2 separate regions of the Homo sapiens genome follow, and region 1 is linked to region 2. A link is a loop called in an ENCODE intact Hi-C map of the cell type or tissue named here. Cell type or tissue: IMR-90. All regions are shown on one strand. Each heading gives the region's core, and the rest is flanking DNA. Links, peaks and the distances in the headings are about the cores only.

What was found. Peaks named below come from ENCODE experiments on the same cell type or tissue, not always from the same donor. Only the 100,000 strongest peaks of a DNase experiment are listed, where the experiment ranks them.
Region 1: it touches region 2 in a loop (5-fold over the local background); 21 of 110 quality-filtered maps call a loop at or near these places.

What each region holds. Positions count from the first base shown.
Region 1 is chr11:36,126,367-36,137,856 of GRCh38, reverse strand. All of the region lies in intron 4 of LDLRAD3 (low density lipoprotein receptor class A domain containing 3), which reads right to left. Among named protein-coding and RNA genes, the nearest start is that of MIR3973, 120 kb to the right of the region's middle. In IMR-90, for the core only: a CTCF peak has its summit at 5,927 (motif pointing right); DNase peaks (open chromatin) are centred at 5,916 and 7,216.
Region 2 is chr11:36,252,591-36,264,080 of GRCh38, reverse strand. No RefSeq gene overlaps it. Among named protein-coding and RNA genes, the nearest start is that of COMMD9, 31 kb to the left of the region's middle. In IMR-90, for the core only: a CTCF peak has its summit at 5,133; a DNase peak (open chromatin) is centred at 5,130; H3K27me3 peaks cover 3,073 bases.

The DNA.
Region 1 (11,490 bases), core at 1,624-9,623, 130 kb after region 2:
AAATGGTTACCCATTCCTCTGCTCACTCTGCCTTCATCTCTGCAGCAGGGAAGAGCGGCAGCAACGGCGTTTTTCAAGAAGTGGTTTAGGATTATGTGGTGGAATTACTATTTATCTATTCAAAATATAAGGCTTGCTAATTAGGTCATAATGGTACTCATCTATCATGTGAATTTGGAGCATATACTGTATTGATCTACAATGTTGTCCACGGGCACAATGTGCTTATTAATACCAGCTTAGCTGTGCCGAGCTGTTCTCATGAAACTTCAACCTCCTGGAAACCAATTTAAGTCATCCAGGCTGACTGCAGATGAGTGGCATGTTGCTATTACACTGTTTCCATTAGGACTGCTAGACTTGAATGCTTCACCTTCAGAATCTTTCCCCTGGATTTTGTCCAGAGTTCCCAAATTGCAGAGGATCTGCTAATTCTGATGAGAGGTTACAGATAAAATGAACTCATGAGATTATGTCATTAGAAGTTGGTTGGGTAAAAACTGAACTTGTAGGTATGTGAATTGAGCCCTACATCTGAAAAGGTGTTCAGGCAGGCAAAGGATATTAAATGTTCTGGCTACCCCAGCAGGTGTCAGAGATGTCCCTTATTTACATACACAAACAGTGACAGAATGGTCCCATCACAAATCCATTTCCTGGTCAACCTCAGTTCAGGTTGCTGGCCAGTGACAAATGAGGCTTAGCATGGCTGCGTTATGTTCCATGGACCTCTTCCTAATATCTATGCTGAATTCTGGCCCTGCCAGAATTTGCTAGTTGTAGGGCTTTGGGTAACTGTGTTAGGCTGTTCTTGCATTGCTATAAAGAAATACCTGAGTCTGGGTAATTTATAAACAAGAGGTTTAGGCTGGGTGCGGTGGCTCATGCCTGTAATCCCAGCACTTTGGGAGGCTGAGGCAGGTGGATCACTCGAGGCCAGGAGTTTGAGACCCACTTGGCCAACATGGCAAAACCCTGCCTCTACTAAAAATACAAAAATTAGCCAGCTGTGGTGGCACACACCTGTAATCCCAGCTACTCAGGAGGCTGAGGCACAAGAATTGCTTGAACTCAGGAGACAGGGGTAACCGTGAGCTAAGATCGCGCCACTGTACTCCAGCCTGGGTGACTAAGACTCTGTCTCAAAAAAAAAAAAAAGAGGATTAGTTGGCTCACAGTTCTGCAGGCTTTACAAGAGGCATGGTGCAGGCATCTACTCAGCTTCTGGGTGGGCCTCGGGAAACTTTCCATCATGGCAGAAGGTGAAGGAGGAGCAGGCATGTCACATGGTGAAAGCAGAAGCAAGTAAGACAGAGTCTGGCGGGAGGTGCCACACACTTTTAAACAACCATATCTCAAGAGAACTCACTATCATAGAGACAGCACCAAGCCATGAAGGATCCGCCCCCATGATCCAAACACCTCCCACCAGGCCCCACCTCCAGCACTGGGGATTACAATTCAACGTGAGATTTGGGCAGGGACAAATAACCAAACTGTATCAGTAACTTACTTTACTTCTCTGTACACTGGCCTCAATTGTGAAATAGGAAAAACAGGATCTACCTTGTGGGGTTGTTGTGAAGTCTACCTAAGACAGTGTATATGAAACATCTGGTGCACAGTGGGCACTCAGGCTTTTATGCCTCAACTTAATCCTTCTGAGATAGGCCAGCATGCCCCCTGCAGCACACATTCATGAAGGCCAATCGGCATAGAGCACAGGACTCAGTGTACACAGATTCATGTGCACAGATGAACTGGGTTATATAGAAGGAATATCTTATCCTGAAGGAATAATGCTAGCAGGTCCTTCAGAGCTAGAGTGTTGGTAGTGTTGATCCACGAGATGTAACTCCAAGAAATAATTCCTTGGTTGGGTACTTTTGGAAAATGCCAAATACTGTATCTCCCACTTAGGGATTTATTTTTTCTTCTTCTTTTTTTGAGATGGAGTCTCACTCTGTTGCCTGGGCTGGAGTGCAGTGGTGCTATCTCGGCTCACTGCAACCTCTGCCTCCCGGGTTCAAACGATTCTCCTGCCTCAGCCTCCTGAGTAGCTGGGATTACAGGTGTGCACCACCACACCCAACTAATTTTTGGATTTTTAGTAGAGACGGTGTTTCACCATGTTGGCCAGGCTGGTGTTGAACTCCTGGCCTCAAGTGATCCGCCCGCCTCGGCTTCCCAAAGTGCTGGGGTTACAGCGTGAGCCACCGTGCCCAACCCCACTTACGGATTTCTAAAGCATCCAAGACTTGTAGTAGTTCCAAAACAAAGAAATCTGTTTGACTTCATTTTACCTGGGGTTTTTCATGCTTTTTAAATCACTGTTTTGGGAGATGGGTAGGTGATGCCATGAAGGAGTTTATCATTTTAAACACTCAGGATAATGAGAAGACTCAGAATGGGAACAGAAGGCAGGAAGAAGGAAAGCAAGGTCAGAATTGTTGCCACCCCTCAAGGCTTAGGGGCCAGAAATAACAACTCTCCAGAATCTTCCCAAACCCCAGCCATGGGGAAAGGGCAAAAAGCCAGCAATCAATCTTTCAAGAATCAAAATGCACAGAACTGGAATGCAGAGGCACGACTTTTCCCAGACATTTCCCTGGACTTCTGGCTTTGATCTGAAAGACCAGAGACAAGCCACAGCAAAACTCTGTGCTTATTAAACCGTGTGTTTAAATGATTTATACAGAAAAGTTGAGAGGCTGCATCTCCAGGCTGAGTCAAAAGAAGGTGGAAGCTCAGTTATCCCAAGTATCCACCAAACATCACTCTTCTTTTGCTGCACCTACAACAGTGAGGAAGAGGAGGGAAAGAGAGAGGGGAAACAGGGAAAATGGAGAAAAGAAGGGTGCTGAGAGTGGAGAACTGGGGACATAAGAGTAACCAGGAGAGAAACCTAGAGGCAGGGGAGCTGGAAGAAGTCATTAGTGTTTCACCCCCTTTAATACCCTCATGGTACCAGGCAGATGATACCTCCTGGTCCCCAGAGAGCCGGCAGCACCCACCACCAACTTGCCAATTCTGAGCTATTCTTCCTGCTGCAGATCAAAAGACAGACTTCCCAGCAAGAGGGGAGGTTCTCAAAAGCAAGTTAAACATAACTGCAACTGAATGAGCCCAAGAGGGAATGAATGATTCCATTTCTCAATGAGGTCCGTAACAGATGCCCAATGTGGCTGCAGCTACCTTCAGCTGAAAGGCTGGGCTCAGGCTTGCAAAAACTACACTGCTGCCTTCTCCATGAGATGTGAAGGGGGCCTACAAGAGTTCCCTCGAACAAAAATGCCATATCTCATTTCCCACACACCACTGTTAAGATGATATGTAAAATTCCCTCTCAAAGCTTGAGAGCTCTGGATGAAGAAACCACTTCCTTCAGACATGCAAATGCTGCAGACCCTATGGAGTGAGAATCTATGATTAAGCAGCCTAAGACATGACAGGAAAAATAAGATCAGGAAAACTCGATTTTTACAGGAACTGATAAAAGTGCTTATTAATATCATTAGTGCTTATTAATACCTAATGACAACAGACACTGCATATTAAGGAGACTATCAGTAACACTTTACACATCTTAAAATTGCAATCATTAGGAGTGTACAATGCATTTCAATGTATCCCCCTGCTTTCTGGAAGCTTCTCCGGATCTCCCTTTTCAGTTTCCATAAGATGCTGATGTTATGATTTTTGCCTTGTAGGAGGTAACTTGCAGACAAACAAGATTTTTTCCCCAGTGTCTGGTTGCCCATCCAAATGTCTGATGTCCTTCTGATTTTATCTCCATTCCTGTTATACTTGATCCAAAATTATCTGGGTCGCTATGCATGCATGTGTGTGTATGTGTGTGTATACATACATGTTATATATATATATACTTGGAAATCTGAAAGAGGGAAGAAGGAACAAAGCCAGATTTTTCTCAGCTTTCAGTTCTTTCAACTAGAACAGACATTTAAGAACCCACACCCAAGCAGAACTGGACCATTTTATCCTTCGATGTAGAAAATGGGCCGGGCGCGGTGGCTCATGCCTGTAATACCAACACTTTGGGAGGCTGAGGCAGGCGGATCACAAGGTCAGGAGATCAAGACCATCCTGGCTAACACGGTGAAACCCTGTTTCTACTAAAAATACAAAAACAAAATTAGCCAGGCGTGGTGGCAGGCGCCTGTGGTCCCAGCTACTCGGGAGGCTGAGGCAGGAGAATGGCGTGAACCCAGGAGGCGGAGCTTGCAGTGAGCTGAGACACAGCCTAGGTGACAGAGCAAGACTCCGTCTCAAAAAAAAAAAAAAAAAAGAAAAGAAAAAGAAAACGGACTTGGGCTGGGCATGGTGGCTCATGCCTGTAATCCTAGCACTTTGGGAGGCTGAGGCAGGAGGACTGCTTCAGCCCAGGAGTTTGAGACCAACCTGGAAAACAGAGCAAGACCTTGTCTCAGTTTTTTCCAAAAGAAAAGAAAAGAAAAGAAAAGAAAAGAAAAGAAAAGAAAGGAAAAGAAAATGGACTCAGGCTGGGCATGATGGCTGACACCTGTAATCCCAGCATTCTGGGAGGCTGAGACAGGAGGACTGCTTGAGCCCAGGAGTTCGAGACCAACCTGGACAACATAGCAAGGCCCCATCTCAACTAAAAAAAAGAAAAAAGAAAATGGACAAATGGACTTGGCCTTCTTAGGCCATAAGGAAGATGAATCATCACTGCAGGAGATGCCAGAAAATGCAAAAGGAGAGCTAAGTAAGTTTAAGTTTCCAGATAAAAGGTAAACAAAGGTAAAATTTAATGAGCACATACCATGGGCCAAACACTAGACAAGAGGCTGTTTTAATCAGTATCTCATTTATCCTCTCAAAATAAAAACCCCAAAACACTATAAAACTCATTCTATTATCCCCAAAAGGGGGGAACTGAGGCTGGGGAGAGGAAGTCACTTGCCCAGGGTCACGTGGCTGGGAAGCCACAGAGCTGAGGACCAAACTCAAACCTGCTGACTAACGTGGTGCTCTTCCCTCTGTATACACGGCCCCGCATGAGTACGTTACTTATGAGTGCGTTAAAACAAGCCAAAAACCCCACATGGGCTTAAACCGCTGCATTCACTTGACAAGCACTATGTAAGGTCCTCTCCTATCGGGACTGTAAGGCGCTCAAAAGTGATGTATGGATAGGAAGAAAAAACGCAACATCACCTGAAACCCGAATTAAAAATCCATGTGCTTCTGAGTCCTGAACAATTTCTCTATCACAAAATATTTACTGTGGCTTTGTGACCTTCGACAAACCACCCAACCTTTGTGTGCCCCAGTTTTCTCATCTATAAAACGGGGAAATAATGACACCTACTCCTTCTGGGTTGTTGTGTGATTTAACAAATTTTAAATATAAAGCACTAAGAACAGTGTTGGGCACACAGTCAACACTGTGTAAGTTTAGCCACGCTGCATTATTGCTCTTATTAGATAATCACACATCATTGAAGCATGTGTACACACACACACAGTCACACGTTTTCTTTTTCTCTTCTCTCACACAAAAACGGGTTATTGAGACACATTTTCCAACAAGAGACAGTGGACTTGGCAAAGGAGCCTCTTAATGCAGCCTCCTTTATTTTCCGTCTTCCGCTCTCCTTTATAAATAGGTTTGGCAAACTGATGCTTAATAGCTTAATATCGTGTTCATATTAATCTCACCCTGTCTGAACTTCAAAGGGACACACTGTTCTGACTGCTAATGAAATGAATTTTAGTTGTAAGTTTCCAAGGGATCAGAGCTGGAAAAAAAAAAAAATCCCAGCTGATTTAAAAAGACAAACATCTCCTTGGTGCTCTTTTAAAGCTATTTGGGTTTTACAGAGCCATCGCCCCAAGCAGGGGAAATCCAACAGCCTTAGCCTGGCCAGCACAAGGTCCCACAGACGCTAGATGGCACTAGAACATGCTCGAAACAAAGACCACCCAGCACCTAAGCTCCTCTGGTCCTTTGCCCAGCCCACCCCAGGCCCCAGGTGGGTTCAATGAGGCAAGATGTGTGATATAGACTATACAAACTGGAATAAACCATGCAAATGTTAGAAACTATAAATAGGAGTCAAGGAAGCAATATTACATGCTTGGACAAAATACACCCAGGTATTCTTTTCTGGATTTCAAAAGGCAAATCATCACAATAATTCAGTACTTAATGCTACTGAGCCATACACTTAAAAATGGCTAAGACAGTAGGTTTTCTGTTATGTATATTTCACCATAATTTTTTTAAAAGGCAAAGCATCCCCAATAATAGGAATAGTATAGTGTTTTCATTCCTAAGAAATAAATACAATAATGTAGTCAGTTACCATCTCTTACTCTGGTATAATGTATTCTAGCCCCAAAGCAACAAAAAAGTAGTTATTTTACAAACTGGCTCGTTCCAGGACACTGCCAGGCAGCTCATACCTCTGTTCATTTCGAAAACCTCACTTTATATAAATACCAACCTCCCTATCCTTGAGAAGGCTCCGAAGCAGGTTATTCTCATAGAGAGAAAGCTCTTATGCCCCAAACCAGCTTTGAGATGCGTCTGCTGCTGCCTGGAGCCTCACCATCTCCAATTCATTTGCGTGGAAAGGCAAGACAGCTCGTTTAAGCACAGATTACTGGTGGTGGGGTGAGAGCTGGGAGAACAGGGAAAGCCTCTCAAGGCATGAGCCTTACAGGCATGAGCCACTGTGCCCGGCCTAGAGTGGTTTTTCTGATGCCAATGTGGATAAATCTGCTCCTCTGGTTGGCCACCCTTTGAGCCAACTGCACAGCTCAGGTTGGATTCCAGCTGGAAGTCAGGTGAGGCATCCTGAGATGCCTGGTCTCACCTGGGTTGTGACGGGTACCAGGTAGAGGCTTCTGGCCACCAGCAGGGTTAGATAAAGACATTAGGATCCTGAGAATGGGAGGCAGTCCATGAAAGAGATAGTGCGCACTGGACTTGGACTGAGAGAGGCCTGGGGCTGAATTCCAGATTCCAGAGCTGGCTCCTTCCAGTAGAGTGAACCTGGGCAACTCTCTCAGCCTCAGCCTCTACCTACCACTGCCAAGTGGGGATGATGATAATAGCTCCTCAACCAGCTGCTGTGAGGACTACGTGGGCTGATCTGTAAGAAGGACCTAACATTAACATAGTGCCTTGATGAAGCCTGAATGACTCGCACAAAGCAGGCGCTCAGACCAGGGTTGAGGAGAACAGGGGAGCTGGAGGGGCTCGGAGTCATCACTATCTTAGCAGAAGTGGTTGCTGCTTTGTGGATAAAACTGGCGGCAGCTTGCCCCAGCCCTGCGAGTCATTCAGGCTTCATCTGGGCAAGGAAGCATTCCCTCCAGCCTTCTGCCCTCCAAACTTCCTTCCGAACCTTTTGATGGCCTCACGCTGTCCTGAGGATCAAGGCTGGGATCTTAATACTTTTTCTAAAATCCAGCCCCTTCCAGCCCCCGTGGACACATCCAGACAAGCCTCTGCACACTTCATTTGTGAGTTCTATCCCGTCAGCCCCATTCTCTTTACCTTATGCCCTCACAAATGCTGCTCCCTCCACCGGGAAGACTCTTCTCTTCAGGGTCTTATCACCCTTCAGGTCTCAGCCAAATGCCCCTTCCTCAGGGAAGCCCACCGTGCTACTATCGTGTCCTACACTTTTCCTTACACGAATCATCACACTTGAAATTGCCTGTTCAATGCCTGTCTCTCAACTCTTCAGTGAACTGTAAGCATAGGGTCTCAGCTGATAAAAGCTAGCCATTACTATTACTATCCATTCAACAAATATTGACTGAGCCCCTCCTGAGTTCCAGGCACCACTATGGGGGCTGAGGATACTGCAATGAACAACAAACAAAACACGGAAGTTCCCTCCTGGAGCTTTTATCTTACAGAGGGAGACTAGCAAACAACAAGAATGAATGTAAGGACAGTGTACACCCAGTGGTGATAAATACTACAGAGAAAAATATAGCAGGGAAGGGAAAAGATGCAGTTTGATAGAGGGTGGTCAGGGAAGGTCTCACTGAGCAAAGACCCAGAGGAGGTGGGTGGATTGGGGAGAGTGTTGGGGGTGGTGAACATTCCAGGCAGGTTTTAGGGCCAAGAAGGAGGCTTAGGGCAGATGTTTCAGCTGGGATGCCTCCTTCCACATTTTCTGACTGCCTCAGAGCAATGATCAATTGCATGGCCTCTCTATGCCCTAGGTAAGGGAATCCACGCAACAACCTAAGTCATGCCTGTGGCTCCCGGGAAGGGACCTGGCACAAAGGACGATTTATAAAATCTGAGTGCAGAACATCCCTTGGGGTCCCAGCAAGGTCGGATTTGATACTGGCTCACCTCCTCTGAAGGGACTCTGGGACAGGACCATTCCTAGTTCCTCGTTCAACTTTCATATTGGCCTTCTAGGTTGGCACAGGCTATTGGAGATGAAGGCTCTGGGGCTGATTTCACAGGGAATCCCAGACCACATACCTCTGCTCAATGTTCGAATCAGCAAAACACCAAGTCCTGCTTGCAGCAGCCTCTGCCATCGACAGTTGCAAGCCAAATCCTTTGGGTTTTGTTTTTGTTTTAGAAAGGACTTAGAAAAGGGCTAATAGTGTTCTTCTCAGAAGCAGGCAGAGAACAAATGCCATATGCTCTTCTAAATTAACCTTCCCACACAATGACCGGGACATTTCTATCTGGGAAGGTCTATTAAATCTCTCGAGCTGGAGGCAGGGGCTGGTTCCCTCATCATTATTCCTCTCTACTCCCCAAACATCAAATCTAGTATTGAGACCTGTACTTCTACTTCCCTGACATCTCTTGACTTTGTCCATTTCCCTCCATCTCACAGGGAAAGCCACCACCATCCCTCATGTAGACTACAAAGGTAGCATCCCAGCCAGTGTCTCTCTACTAACCTTGGCCTCTGCCCATCACTGTTCCACCGATGCTAGGGTGATTTTTCTTTTCTCTCTTTTTTTTTTTTTTCCTTGAGACACAGTCTCACTCTCTTACCCAGGCTGGAGTGCAGTAATGTGATCTCCACTCACTGCAACCTCAGCCTCCTGGGTTCAAGCGATTCTCCTGACTCAGCCACCTGAGTAGCTGAGACTACAGGTGCCTATCACCACACCAGGCTAATTTTTGTATTTTTAGTAGAGATGGGGTTTCACCATGTTGCCCAAGCTGGTCTTGAAGTCCCGACCTCAGGCAATCTACCCACTTCAGCCTCCCAAAGTGTTGGGATTACAGGCATGAATCACCGTGCCCAGCCTAGAGTGGTTTTTCTGATTAAAAACTGGATTGTAGTTCTGCCCTTTGGGCTCCCCACTGCTCTCGAGATAAAGTCCAATTTCCCAGGTGCACGGGCTTCTACAGTCCTTTATGATGGCACCCTCTGGCATCTCTACCCACGAGTCCCAGGGGGAGCATCTGTGCATGGTGGTTTGGTAAGCTTCACTTGTTGAAGCATCCAGCACAAGGCTGGGCAGAAGAAATTGCGGTTAAATGCGTGAGATGGACCAATATTCTCCAGCTAGCAGGAGGCAGAGGAGCTCCCTGTCCCTGGGCCAGACCCCTATGGGGAGGGTATTTATACAGATGCTGATTAATTGTTTGCCTACACACAGTATTACAAACAAACAGGGAATTAATTCTTCATCTTTCAGTTCCCATTCTAAGTTTAATTGCCTACATGTCATATACATATATATATATATATATGTAAAAACAACTCTGCCATCAATACGCAACAGTTGAGTTATGAACCTCCCGGCCACCTGATGCCTCAGATCAGTGAGTGTGGGGTAGCTCCTGCCTCCTCGGTGTACATCCACCAGGAGGAGGCTGCTTTGGGGAAACAGCTGGAGAAATTCCCAACATATATCTTTGGAAGGGCATTAAAACACCTCAACTGGTGGACCTTTGACCCAGGGAAAGTAAAGGCAAGTGCATATTTTGGGTACCTGCAGAAGAACAAAAAATACAATACTAGGTAATAAAACAGTGATTCAGAGCATGAGCTTTGGAATCAAATTCTTACAAGCTGTGTGATCTTGGGCAGGTCACTTAACCTCTCTGAGCCCTTACATCCTAAACTGATATGAAGCAGATTTGAGGAGCAAATGACATAACCTAAATAAAAAACTTAGCATGGTGGCTCAGACATGGTAAGAAGTCTACTCAGGTTAACTAACATTATAGCTTTACCTACTGTTACTTCTGATGTAGGAGCAAAAACTGTTGTCAAAGCCTCTGTATCACAACAATAAGACTAACCCAGCAGCATCAAGCATTTCTTGAGTACCTACTATGTTCCAATCCTGTTCTAAGAATTTCACAAATATTAATCACATCTTCCTAAAAATAACCTAACAGGCTAGTACCCCAATTTTACAGATGGTGAAACTGAGACAAAGTGAGATTTAAGGAACCAGCCAGGATTAAACAGCATGTACTATATAAATTCAAATATATAAGTGAAAAACACCTTCCTCTCAGTACTGTTTTATTGTGTAACTTTCACCATAAACTATTCATAATTGATAATCCTTCAAACCTCTGTTTAACCCCAATTCCATATGCAAATCTGTAGTTTTATTATATTAATATTTCATTATATAAACAATAAAGTAAAGACATTCCTTAAACCTGTATCTTTAGCTTCTAACAGTCATTTTTTTGCAGTCTTCTATATTAAGATTGCAAGATCAAGTGTTGACAAGAATACAGGTGTTGGTTATTTTTTAATGCGTGTCTTTCTTTCAAAACACAACAGTAATGTGCTCAGTGTAAAAAACTGAAAAATGGGCAAAACCAGACATTAAATTCTCTACAATCCACCACCAGGGATGACCACTGCTCACATTTGTTGAATTTTCCTTTTGGGCTGATTCTGCACAATTTTGTTTACACAGTCGAGTTCACAGGATGCACTTGCTCGGCAGTGGGTTTAACTCTGGGTGATTATGCATGTTCTAATTACTTAGCCATTCAGGACACCCACTGGTCTTACAACATAGGTTCTCTGCAGATTATAACTCCACAGAGTTCTTTCTTCCTTTCAACAGAAATTAAAAAGGAAATTAAAGCCACAGACATACCAAATAACACCAGGAACACTGGAGTTCCCGGAGACTAAAAATCAAAAGGCAACTTAGACCACCCAGCATCCCATTATTGCATACGTGAATGAGCTTCCACTGAAAAACCCAAACAAGGCTGATAGCCCTGATGGATGATCCGGGCTCCAGACTCCGCTGCCCCAAAGGCACAGCCAACAACTGGCTTCTTCTGGGGACCAGCCTCCCGACCCTGACCACACCGAAGGCCAATCCTCAACCTCTTCCCTGCATGCTGGAATTGGCTGAAATGGGGCTGGCAGGGGTCTTGGTGATAACTTACTCTCTCCAATAAGAGATCTGAGCATATTGATTACATTAGGAGTGATTACAGTGGGATAAAAGAAACCCTGC
Region 2 (11,490 bases), core at 1,340-9,339:
ATTTAATCCATTAGCAAGACTTGCTGGTTCTCTCTCCAAAATATACTCACATTGGTCCATTTCTCTCCATCTCTGCACCACCTTGGTTAATGACTCTGTCATTTCTCACCTATGGTAGCCTCTAAGCATGATGACATCTGACACCCTCTGCCTCCTGAGCTCATAACACTTTCCTCAGCACTCCATTCACACCAACCTTCCTTCAGTTCCAAGAGTCCTCCAAAGTCTTTCCAGCCGCAATGCCTGTGCACTCACTGCATCCCCCACCCACCCCTCGCCCTGCTCCAAACTGTAACACTCTTTCCCCTGCTCTTGAAAAGACTGGGTTCTTCCCATTTTTTTAATACTTATCTAAAAGATCACTATCTTAGAGAAAGTTTCTCAAGCTATGCTCTCTAAAGAGGATTCCTTCTTTTATTCTGAATCACAGCATCCTGTTCATTTCTTGCCCCCCACCACTCCACGCCATGGAAAGTCTTATTAATTCAGTGAACTGATGTGCATTCTCATTTATTTACCATGGTCGTTGTCTGTCTCCCCACTGGAGACATGAAGATGAGCAACTTGTCTATCTTGTTCGATGTTATATCCCCATAGCCTGGCACGGAGTACCTGCTCAATAAATATTTGCTAACTGAATGTAATAAATGAATGGAAGATGCATCATGGCACTGTCCTGCTTTTCTCTGTCAATGGCTTCCCATTGTCCCCAGTATGCTGTCAAAACTCCAAACTCCATAGGGCTCCATTAGAGTTTCTTCACGACCTTACCTCAGCTCACCTTTCCAATGTCTTCATTAGGTTTATGGGGAATCAATCTGGAAAGGTTCAAGTCATAATGGGTTCCATGGTGCAGACGAGAGCACTGGCCTGGCAGTGAGAAAAAGGGACATTGAACAAATGATCTTTATGATTCCAGGCAGTGCTTCCATTGTGCAGTCTGAGGTTTGTTTGAGTGTGTGGTTAGTTTGTTTGTTTGTTTGCTGTTTGTTTTTTAAACCATAGCTGGGATGAAACTCTCAATCAAGAAGCCAAGGGAGAAATTTGAGAAGAGAAGCAACAGCTCTTGCTGTCTTGGATGGCTGGGAAGGGATATGCAGAGATCAGGAATCCCTAGTGCTGACTCGGGCCAGGCAGCGTCAGGAGTCTCAAGAAAACAAACCCTGGAGATTGGCAGGTCCAAGAGCAGGGCGGGGGGCCACACCGGTCTCGTTCACCTTCTATCCCCAGTGCTTAGTCTTTGGCACATGGTAGGTCCTTGGTGAAAGGTTGGGGGGAAGCACATGCCACGGGGACCGGAAACCCCGTCCCACTCATGTCACTGCTGAGTGTCATCGAGATCACAAGAAAGCCCCCCAGGCCATGGTCCCTCTCAATGAGAAGCATCTATGGATGGCAGGGGCAGGGCTATTTGCCCCACTCGTCTGCCCTCCTCAGACCTCAACTGAGCCTTCAGCCGCCCCCAGTGTACATGTCCTACTGGCCCAGCCTCAGTTTTGCTCCCTCCACTGCTAAACATATCTGACAGATCAAACATATTTGCTGGCTCTTTGCAATGGCTCTGTGTCTAGATAGGGTTTCTTTTCTTTTCTTTTTCTTTTTTTTTTCTTTCTTTCTTTTCTTTTCTTTTCTTTTTTTTTTTTTTTTTTTTTTTTTGAGGCAGGGTCTCGCTCTGTTGCCCAGGCTGGAGTATGGTGTAATCTGGGTTCACTGCAGACTCAACCACCTGGGCTCAAGCAGTCCTCCCACCTCAGCCTGCCAAGTATCACACACCACAACAGCCCACCTGATTAAAAAAAAAAAAAAGTACAGATGCAGTCTTGCTTTGTTGCCCAGGCTGGTTGCAAACTCCTGGGCTCAAGCAACCCTCCTGCCTCAGCCTCCTAAAGTGCTGGGATTATAGGCGTGAGCCACTGTGCTCAGCCCCTGGTTTCTTGCTCTAATCCTCCCAAGCCCAGCAGCACCAGGCAGCTGCCAGGATTGAAGAAGGCACCTCCGAGTCTCTAAGTCAGCTTCCTCAGAGAGTGTTCCCTCGATTCCTAGGTGTGCGGCTCTGGGTATAGACCTCCGGGCTCAGCCCTGACCACAGATATAAATTGAGCCTCTGCAGCAGGGATGGGGTAGGAGGAGCTGAGGGTATCTAGGGGCTTTTTCATGAACCACAGTCCTTCCAAGCAGCACAAGCTTCTCCACAGCAAACCCCAAAAGCTGTGTGCACTTCTGATTAATCCACTGAGATGAGTCCGCTGAGAGGGCAAAGTATCTCCACGTTCACACTGGGCACCAGAAGTTGTCACACAAAGCATCTGGCGGGCATGCACACTAGGTCTTTGAATCCTCATATCCCTCAGCGGTGGTTTTATTATCTCCACTTCCTCAGATCAGGAAACAGAGCCTTGGAGATGAGAAATAATTTGCTGGAGGTCACAGCTAGGTCTGGCCCCACGTCCAGTGGTTTTCAGTTTCTGGACAAATTCAGGGCTGGGAAGTTACAGTGTGGAAAAGGATCATCCTCAGAAGATAAAAGTGTCAAAATCGACGAGATGGCCCCCCAGGAGTGCCAGTGATCTAAAGCTGGGAGCTCCAGGAACAAGGAGAAGGATGGCTGCCCCAGATGGACCGAGACCGGTCAGAGACAAAGGAGGCTGGGTAGATGTCTGGGAGCCTTGTGACATTAGGAGCAGCTGGAAATAGAGGAGGGAAAGAAAGAAGGAGGCTCAGGAGGTGGTAACATCAAAAGGCTATCTCATGGCAGGGGGGATGCATGTTATTCCAGGTGGCAGGGCAAGGTTGGTGTGGGGAGGACAGTGGGGAGGGATAGCTGGCTGGCTTTGTAGGGTTATTCTCTGGCTCTAGCGGTTGAGAATGGTAAAAGCTAGTGCTTTAACATCAGGTGCCTCTGTAGGTTCTTCAGAAGCCTCCATCCGAGGGTCCTAACACAGGTGCCTGTCTTCTCCAGTGGCCACTCAGGACTAACACCTCAGTTTTCTGTGATCCACTCCATTTACAGGTTTATTCTGTTGAAGCCACATCAGCGCCTCCAGGCTGAGGTTATACGTGGCTTGTAAATCCTAAAATATTTACCGTCAGGCTCTTTACAGAAAAAGTTTGATTAAAGTTTGATGAAAAAATAGTATATGTTATACACCTTGCTTTTTTTTTTCTTTAACCCAGTAACCTATCCTGAAGGTCTCCTTCTATCAGTACTTAAGAGCTTCTTCATTCCTTTCTAGGGCACACAGTATACCATTGTCTGGATGGACTATGATTTATTTAGCCAGTTTCCTATTGGTGGACAGTTAGGCTGTTACCAACCTTCTGCTATTACAAATGCTGCTGCAATAGGTAGATTTGTACAGGAAGCTGGAGAAAGTTCCAAGAAATGTATATGCCCAGATCTCAGCACAGATCTCCTGAGGCAGTGTCTTTGGAGTCAGAGTCCCAGGCATCTGTATTTTTAGGAATTCCCCAAGCGTTGCACATGCAGCCAGGTTGGGGAATCACATTTACAGCTCATGCCTTCTGACGACAAGAAAGGCTGGATCCCCTTTGCTGGTCCCATAAGAGTCCAGAGAGGGAGGCAAGCATCTCTCATCCCATAGAGGAATATCAGTCTTCAAGGCCTGGTTGGCACTGGCCCCCCAAAGATTGGACAGAAAATTAGGAAGCCAAAGTGGTATTGTGATCTCAGAGTTTTTTTGTCTCTATTGAGACACAGTCAGAGCCTGTTCTGGCCCAGGGCAATGATGGGGAGGTACAGGGGTTGTGGACCATGTCAAGGGACCCCCGGGGAGGCTGAGCTGGGGACATGACATCTGACTGAGACTGGAAGCATAAGTAAGAGTTAGCCAGAGGGTAACAGCTCTTGCTATCTTGGATGGCTGGGAAGGGATATGCAGAGATCAGGAATCCCTAGTGCTGACTCGGGCCAGGCAGCGTCAGGAGTCTCAAGAAAACAAACCCTGGAGATTGGCAGGTCTGAGAGCAGGGCGGGGGGCCACACCAGTCTCGTTCACCTTCTATCCCCAGTGCTTAGTCTTTGGCACGTGGTAGGTCGTTGGTGAAAGGTTGAGGGGAAGCACATGCCATGGGGACTGGAAACCCCATCCCACTCATGTCACTGCTGAGGGTCATCACAAGAAAGCCCCCCAGGCCATGGTCCCTCTGAATGAGAAGCGTCTACGGATAGCAGCGGCAGGACTATTTGCCCTGCTAGTCTCCCCTCCTCAGACCTCAATTGAGCCTTTAGCTGCCCCAGTGAACATGTCCTACTGGCCCAGCCTCAGTTCTGCTCCCTCCCCTGATAAAGGAGGGAGGGACACAGGGAAGATGGCCAGGCAGAGGGACAGCGCATGCAAAGGCTCAGAGGAGACAGTGAAGGGCTCAGAACTGACTGCAGGAATTCACGCTCATTCAGTCTGGCTGGAACCTCCAACTCATGGGCCTGTAATTCTTTGATTCCTGTTTTTTTTTCTACTAGGCTATGAGGTTTATAAGGGCGGGGCCTGTGCCCTTTTCCTCCATCCCTTTCTCTTTTTCCTCCCTCCCTTCTTTTCTTCCTTCCCTGCTTCTTTCCTCATTTTGCCTCTTGGCTATATCACTGGTGTCTCAAATATTGGTGAGTGAGTGAGTGAATGGACTTAGGTCTGGGAGGTTGCCCCAGGGAGAACCAAGTCTTGAGTGGTCTGCATTTGTTCTGAAGCTCTTTCTCCTCTCTTCTGTCCCTCTCCACCAGCACAGTGGTTCCCAGGGGTGCCTCTACAGCACCTTCATGCCGTCTCCAGCCCAGCAGTCCCCAGCTGCTCCTGCATGCTGGAGGTGGGGCTGCTGGGAGCCTGGCCAGCTGTGGGAGAGTAGGAAGAAGTGGGTCCCTGCTGACCTGTCCTTCCTTAAGCTTTGTCCTGGACCTTTTCCCTCTGAACCTTGCTGCCGACGAAGATGGAGCACCTGCGGAAGCTCTGTACTCCATCCAGACAAACAGTGGAAGCTGCACGGATAGTCCTCCCCAGGGCTGGAGCTGCCAGGGCTCAGAGGCTACCACAACACAGAACTCTGGGCCTCACTACACACGTGTCCTGGCCTCATCCTGAAGCTTCTCACTTTTCTAAGCTATGCATTCAGCGATTCCTGCAGGGGGAGCACTAGTCCAGAAAGAAGGCCCGCCATCAGCTGCCCAGTCCCGGGGTAAGTCGCCTGCCCTCCCATCTGCTGAGCCCTGGGATAAAAGAGACTCGCTCATGCTAGGAATGGGGCTGGAATCAGGTACTCCTCCCAAACCCTTTTTATCCTAGACAGTGCAGACCTGGCTGTGATCTGCCTCCTTTCCTCAGAGCCCCACCCTGTGGCACCGTCAAGTGAGGCTCCTTTGTGATCGCTCCCTCACGAGTTGTAAAGAGCGGTTCTCTTCTCTGTTCACAACGTGGGGCCATTTGCCATGCCCTTCAGTCCCACTGTCCACACTAGTTTAGGTGTAGCCCTCACCTGGACTCCTGACATCCTCCTAACAGGCTTCACCCCTTCTGTTGTCCCCTGAAATCCATTCTGTGCCAGATGGCTGAGTGGTCACTTTAAACCCATCAGATGTCATCACTCTTACACTTAAAACCTGCCACGAGGCTCACCATAACACCTGCGCTCCTTGTCCCAGCCTCCCCGGCTCAGTGGGCCCCCTCTCCTCCCTGCACTTTCCCCAGGCATGCTGACCTCCCTCTGTTCCTCAATCACATTGAACTCCCTTCTGCACAAGACCTTGGCACCAACTCTTTGGTCACCCTAGAATACACTTCCCCCAGATCCACATGTGGCTGCGCAGGGTTCAGCCCCAGTGTGACCTTCTCAGGGAGGCTTCCTTGACCACTCAACCCAAAGTCACAGAGCATCTTTTTTACATATCACACTTGCTGAAATGATCTTGTTTGGCATTGTCTGTGTACTCCCACTGGAAGACAAGCTCTAGGAGAGTGTGAACCCTGTTTGTCATTTTCACTGTGGGGTCCCCACCTTCTGGAGCTTGAATTCCCTTCTCTTTAGAGCTCTGCGGGAGCTATATCTTTGTCACGGTTCTGAATCTTTTCAACAAACACTTTTGTTAGGCAGGAGGTCCAGCAGCCCCTTGCTTTTGGTTTTCAAAACTTAACTAAGATTCACAAATTAGAGCTCAGATCCAATCTCAGAGGACAGAGAATACTCCAGTTGATTGGCTTCTCTTTCTTTGATGTGAAGCCCTTTCATTTCTCCTACCTGCCTGCTGCCTTGCCCCACGCCATCTGCCTCCACCCTCCACAGACGGGCCCCTGGCCCCAGCCCTACTCCCTTGCCACCCATCCATCAAAGGAAGACAAGATCGGCTCAGGAGCCCCTGAGCTTATCTGAATCAAAGAAAACTAGGAAAAGAAGATACAAACAACATGCAGGGAGGGGAACAGGGCTATCAGAGGCCCTGGTCACAGAAGAAGTCAGCCAAGAAGCGTGCCAGGTGTCTGTGAGGGCGCGCAACCCTGACCCAGTGACTCACAGCGTGATGGACTCACTCTTGGTCAAGCTTTCCCCTGCATGAACAGCACCCACTGAGCCAGGGAGACTCTAGGGGAAAGTCCTAGAGAGCTATGTCTTAACACCAGCTTTGCCTTGCAATTTTTAAGGTGTCTGCATCTGTTTATTCCCTTGTCTCTTTATCTCCTCTTTAACCACTGCCCCCACCCCCTGCCCCAGGTGATATGAGAAAGAAAATAATAGCAATGTGAGCCAGACACTGTTCTGAGCCTTTTAAATGCTTAGAATGTTTCATTCACACAACAACCCTGTAAAATGAGAACTATTATTCCCTTTTTTTCACAGAAAACTGGGCACCGGGGAAGTTATGTAACTTGCCCAAGTTCGCATAATTAGTAAGGAGAACTGGAATTTGCTCCCAGGCAATCTTATTGCAGAGTGTGTGCTCTTAGCCACTCTACCACTTTTTCTCTAGTAGGATAATGGAGGCGAACAAGCCTGTTAACTGTGACACCCCCATGTAAGCATTCATTGTTTTTCAACCTCTTCTTCCCTGGCTTCTAGCATCCTCTGTGTCTCTATTCGAGTTTTTCTGCCCTGGGGCACAGAGGTGCCCAGGTGGACCCCTACCTTCTGGGAACCAAGCACCCAGTGCACAGCCTGGCATAACAGGTGCACAGGTGTTTATACAGCTGGACTCCACCTAGGAGGGTGGTTGAGGAATGAGGGAAGGAGGATAAAATGGTGGAAAAGCTGGAATTCATAGAGATTATTGATCATTCTATTAGTAATAAAAAATAGCTAATGTTTACTGAGTTGTAATTCCATGTCAGACATGGTTTGAAGCATTTCAGGTATCAAATGAAATGGTTATGCTGTTGATAAGGGTAAGATTATATATCAGATAAGTTGATATTTGGAAAGCTTATGCTGTCCAATCTCACAGATGGCCTCCAGGGATCCTCGCCTCCTGGTATCCTTATCCGTGCTTAGTCCCAGCCCAAACTGAGTCAGGGGTGACCTGTGTGACGCCAGTGCATCGTGACTTCCCCCTTGGTCTCTTGGATCACTCACTCTGAGGGAAGCCTGCCCCCATGCAGGGAGGACACTTAGGCGGTCCCATGGTGCAGCCTGTGTGGAAAAGAAATGAGGCCTCTGGCCAACAGCCACGTGAGTGAGACAACTTGGAAGTGGATGCTCCAGCCCCGCTTGAGCCTTCAGATGATGCAGCACCAGCCAATATGTGACAGCACCCTCACAAGAGGCCAGAACTGCCCAGGGAATCACCCCTGAATTCCTGGTCCATAGAAACTATGAGATAGTAAATGGTGGCTGTTTTATGGCACTGCATACCAAAAATAAAATTCTAAGGCCCCCAGTCATCTGAATGGACTTCCTCCTCAGCCAGGGCATTCTTAAAATTTAACCTGAAAGACTAGTTCAGGCCTTGATGAGAAGTAGAGGTTGGATATGTCTCATTATACCTCTCTAGCATTAACATCAACACAGACTTTAGTCTGATAAGAAACATTTTACAACCTATTCTCTCTGAAGCCTACCATCTGAAGGCTTCCTCTGCAAATAAGAATTTGGTCTCCACAATATTTTATATTAACCCAGACATTCCTTTCTATTGATCCCACGTCTTTAGATAAACTCAACCAATTGTCAATCAGAAAATTTTTACATCTACCTATAAGCTGGAGGCCCCTGGTTCAAGTTGTCCCACCTTTCTGGACCAAACTAGTGTATTTCTTAAATGTATTTGATTGAAGTCTCATGACTGTCTAAAATATATAAAACTAAGCTGCACCCCGACCTCCTTGGGCACATGTTCTCAGGACCTCCTGAGGGCTGTGTCATGGGCCATGGTCACCCATATTTGTCTCAGAATAAGCCTCCTCAAATATTTTACAGTGTTTGACTCTTTTTGTTGACAACACTGAGTTTTGGGGTAATTTGTTATGCTGCAATAGATAACGAATACATCAACTCTCATTTAGTCATCACAACAACTTTACAAAGTAGATCCTTAAATTATCCAGCATAAAGCTAGAATGGGTGGTGGCAGGCTTCTAGCCCAAGGAGTCCCACCCCAGAGCCTGCTCTGTAGATGTTCATGGGATGGTGCCCCTCTCTTGAGAGATTCTCTGGGAGACATAGCAGACCACAGTACCAGCCTCTCCTCAGTATCACCTTAAAAATTAAAGAGTACTGTGACCCTTCTCTAAAGATTTTGACTCACCTTGTCTAGAATGGGGCCTGTAGCCAACTCAAGGCCTGAATATTTCAGGACTCCCTAATCTTCTCAGAACGCCTCAGTATGCAATTATGGCTATCCCATTTGACTAGTCAGGAGGCTTAGACTATGCTGCAGTGACCAGAAATCTCAGTGGTTTAACACATAGAGGTTCATTTCTCCTTCCTGTCTCAATCTGACAGCAGGTGGGCAATTCTCCTCCATCTTGAACTGTGCCATCTGGAATACATGGCTTCCTAAATCACTGCAACAAGGCAAGGGAAAGAAAGTAGAGACCATTCGACATGTTTATAAGGGCCAAGACTGAAAGTAACTTATATGATGCCCAATATTCCTTGGCCAAAGCCCAGTCACATGAGCCTAATACCACTGCAAGGGAAGCTGGAAAATATGAAAAGCAAATGCATATCTGGTGAATCACATCAATGCTCTGCCACACCTATTATTTGCTGGCAATAATATACTATGTTGCAGATTTCTGTTTATCTTGATTTCTCAACTAGATAGAAGCTCTTTGAGGTCAAGAACAACCTTTAATTTCTCCCCTATAGGGCTGATCACTTGGTCACTGCTAAATGTGCTCTTCTGGATAAACTGGTGACATGGTCATTCTAAGGAAGTGACTAGTGGCCATGTGACATAGAGTCTGACAGATTTGGGTGCAAATCCTAACTCTAACCCTCGCTTGGCAAGTTCTCTAAGCCTCGGTTGTTCTGCCTGTGAAATAGGAATGACAATGACTGTTTTACAAAGTTAGAGTGCGAACTAAATGAAATAATTTAGAATATCAATTACCTGCCACACGTCATGCAACAGAGAGGAGGCTCAAAAACGATACCTATTATAATCTACAAAACCAGGGGCATCAAGAAGGATGAAATTCCTGGGGGCCTATGAGCCCCTTGAAATTGTATGCAAATATTTTGTATATGTAGGAATCCATAGGGACCTTTCACTACTCACTTTCCTTGTTTATTTATAAAAACACACATGTCATAATTCATTGTACAATGTTTACATATTACAGATTATAATAGCTCATGCATATTGAGGGCTTACCATATTCCAGGCACTGCTTTGGGTGCTTTGTGTGCATAAATCATGGAGCCCGTGAACTAGAGGCTGTTATTTTCATCCTTATTTTACAGATAAGGAAACCGATTCACAGAGAGATTAAGCTGCCAAAGGCCCCCCACAGCCAGTAAGTAGCTGAGTTGGTCTCAACTCAAACCCAGGCGGTCTAACTACACAGCACATTTCCAATGTCAGTCGTACTCAGACCAGCAGCAGCAGCACCTGGGAGCTTGTTAGAAATGTGAATTCTTGGGTCCCTCCCCAGACCTACTGAATCAGAACTCTGGTTTTTAATGAGCCCTCTCGATGATTCTGATGCACGTTAAAGTTTGTGAACCCTGTGCTCTGCTATTGTGCTGCCTCTCCACCCCATCAGTTAGTTCTTCTGGTACCTAGCACAGGTCTGTGGCTTACTAAGTGAACAAATTAATACTGTCACCTACACATAACTCTGGTTCAAAACCTTTCTTCTTGCATCTGATGTCAGAAGCATCAGAAGGAAAAAGCCTGCCCAAAATAAATTGGAAAGTGTCCTCCTTTGTCCTATTGGGGTCACCTGCACCCCTAGCTCTCCTCAAACTGGACAAATCAGCCATCAGAGCAGATCACTGGTCAAAACCAGACCAGAGCCCCATGCTGTCTGCATGCCAAGGAGAAAGGCAGAGAGTGGCTGGCTGTACCCCCAGGATGCTATTTTGTTCCTTGCCAACCACCATGCATCTCAAACAAGTGTGCAGCAAACAGATTGCAGCCCGGGACTCTCCCCACCCTCTGCCCCAGCTGTTCCTGCCTTGACGCCCAGCCTCTTCTCTGTGATCCCTCTGATATCCAGATGGCAGCAGACACAGTAGCAAAGGCAGCTCCAGGCAAGCAGCTCCCAAGCCAGCTGTGTATTTGATTAACAAGAAAGCCAGGCAGATGCAGCTTATCGGGAGGACTCACAAAGGCAGCGAGCAGACGGCCACAAAATGCCAGCCTGTTTTATCCTCTGCCCAGCCAAGGGAATTTTTCATGTTGATTCTGATGTTTGTTAAATGATACCATAATGACAGCCACTATGACGAAGCCCTTTCTATGGGTCAGGCATCCTGCATTACAACAACCTTTTGGTGGAGATAGTGTTGTTATTATTATCCCTAATTTACACATAAGGAAACTGAGGCTTAGAGTGACAAAATAACTCATCCAAGGTCACAGAGATGGTAAGTAGTGAAGTCAGTTTTCAGACCTGGGTCTACTGGACCCCCAAGCCTATATGACTAACCACTGCACTACACAGTGCAAGCCGGCACGGTGCACTTGAACTTGGGCCTGAGCAGGCCTGATGGGGCTCTTCAAGCAGCTACAACCCATATGTGCAGCCTCCTGGAAAGCATCTCAAAAAGCTTATTGAGTGTAATCTTCACAGCCAATTACTGAATAGATCCTCTTTGTTTAGAATTGTGATATTTTGTTGATCATGGATTTTTTTGCATTAATTTTGATTTTTAAAAATATTGCATTAAAATATTATTTATGTTGGCTACTGAGCTTTCTGGCACCCCCTTAAATTTTGTGCCCAAGACAAGGGTCTCACTCACCTCACCCTAGTCCCAACCCTGTTTAATTCTACAAGGTAGGGCGCTGGTGCAGTGTGAATAAATTATTGCACATCTACAGATGGG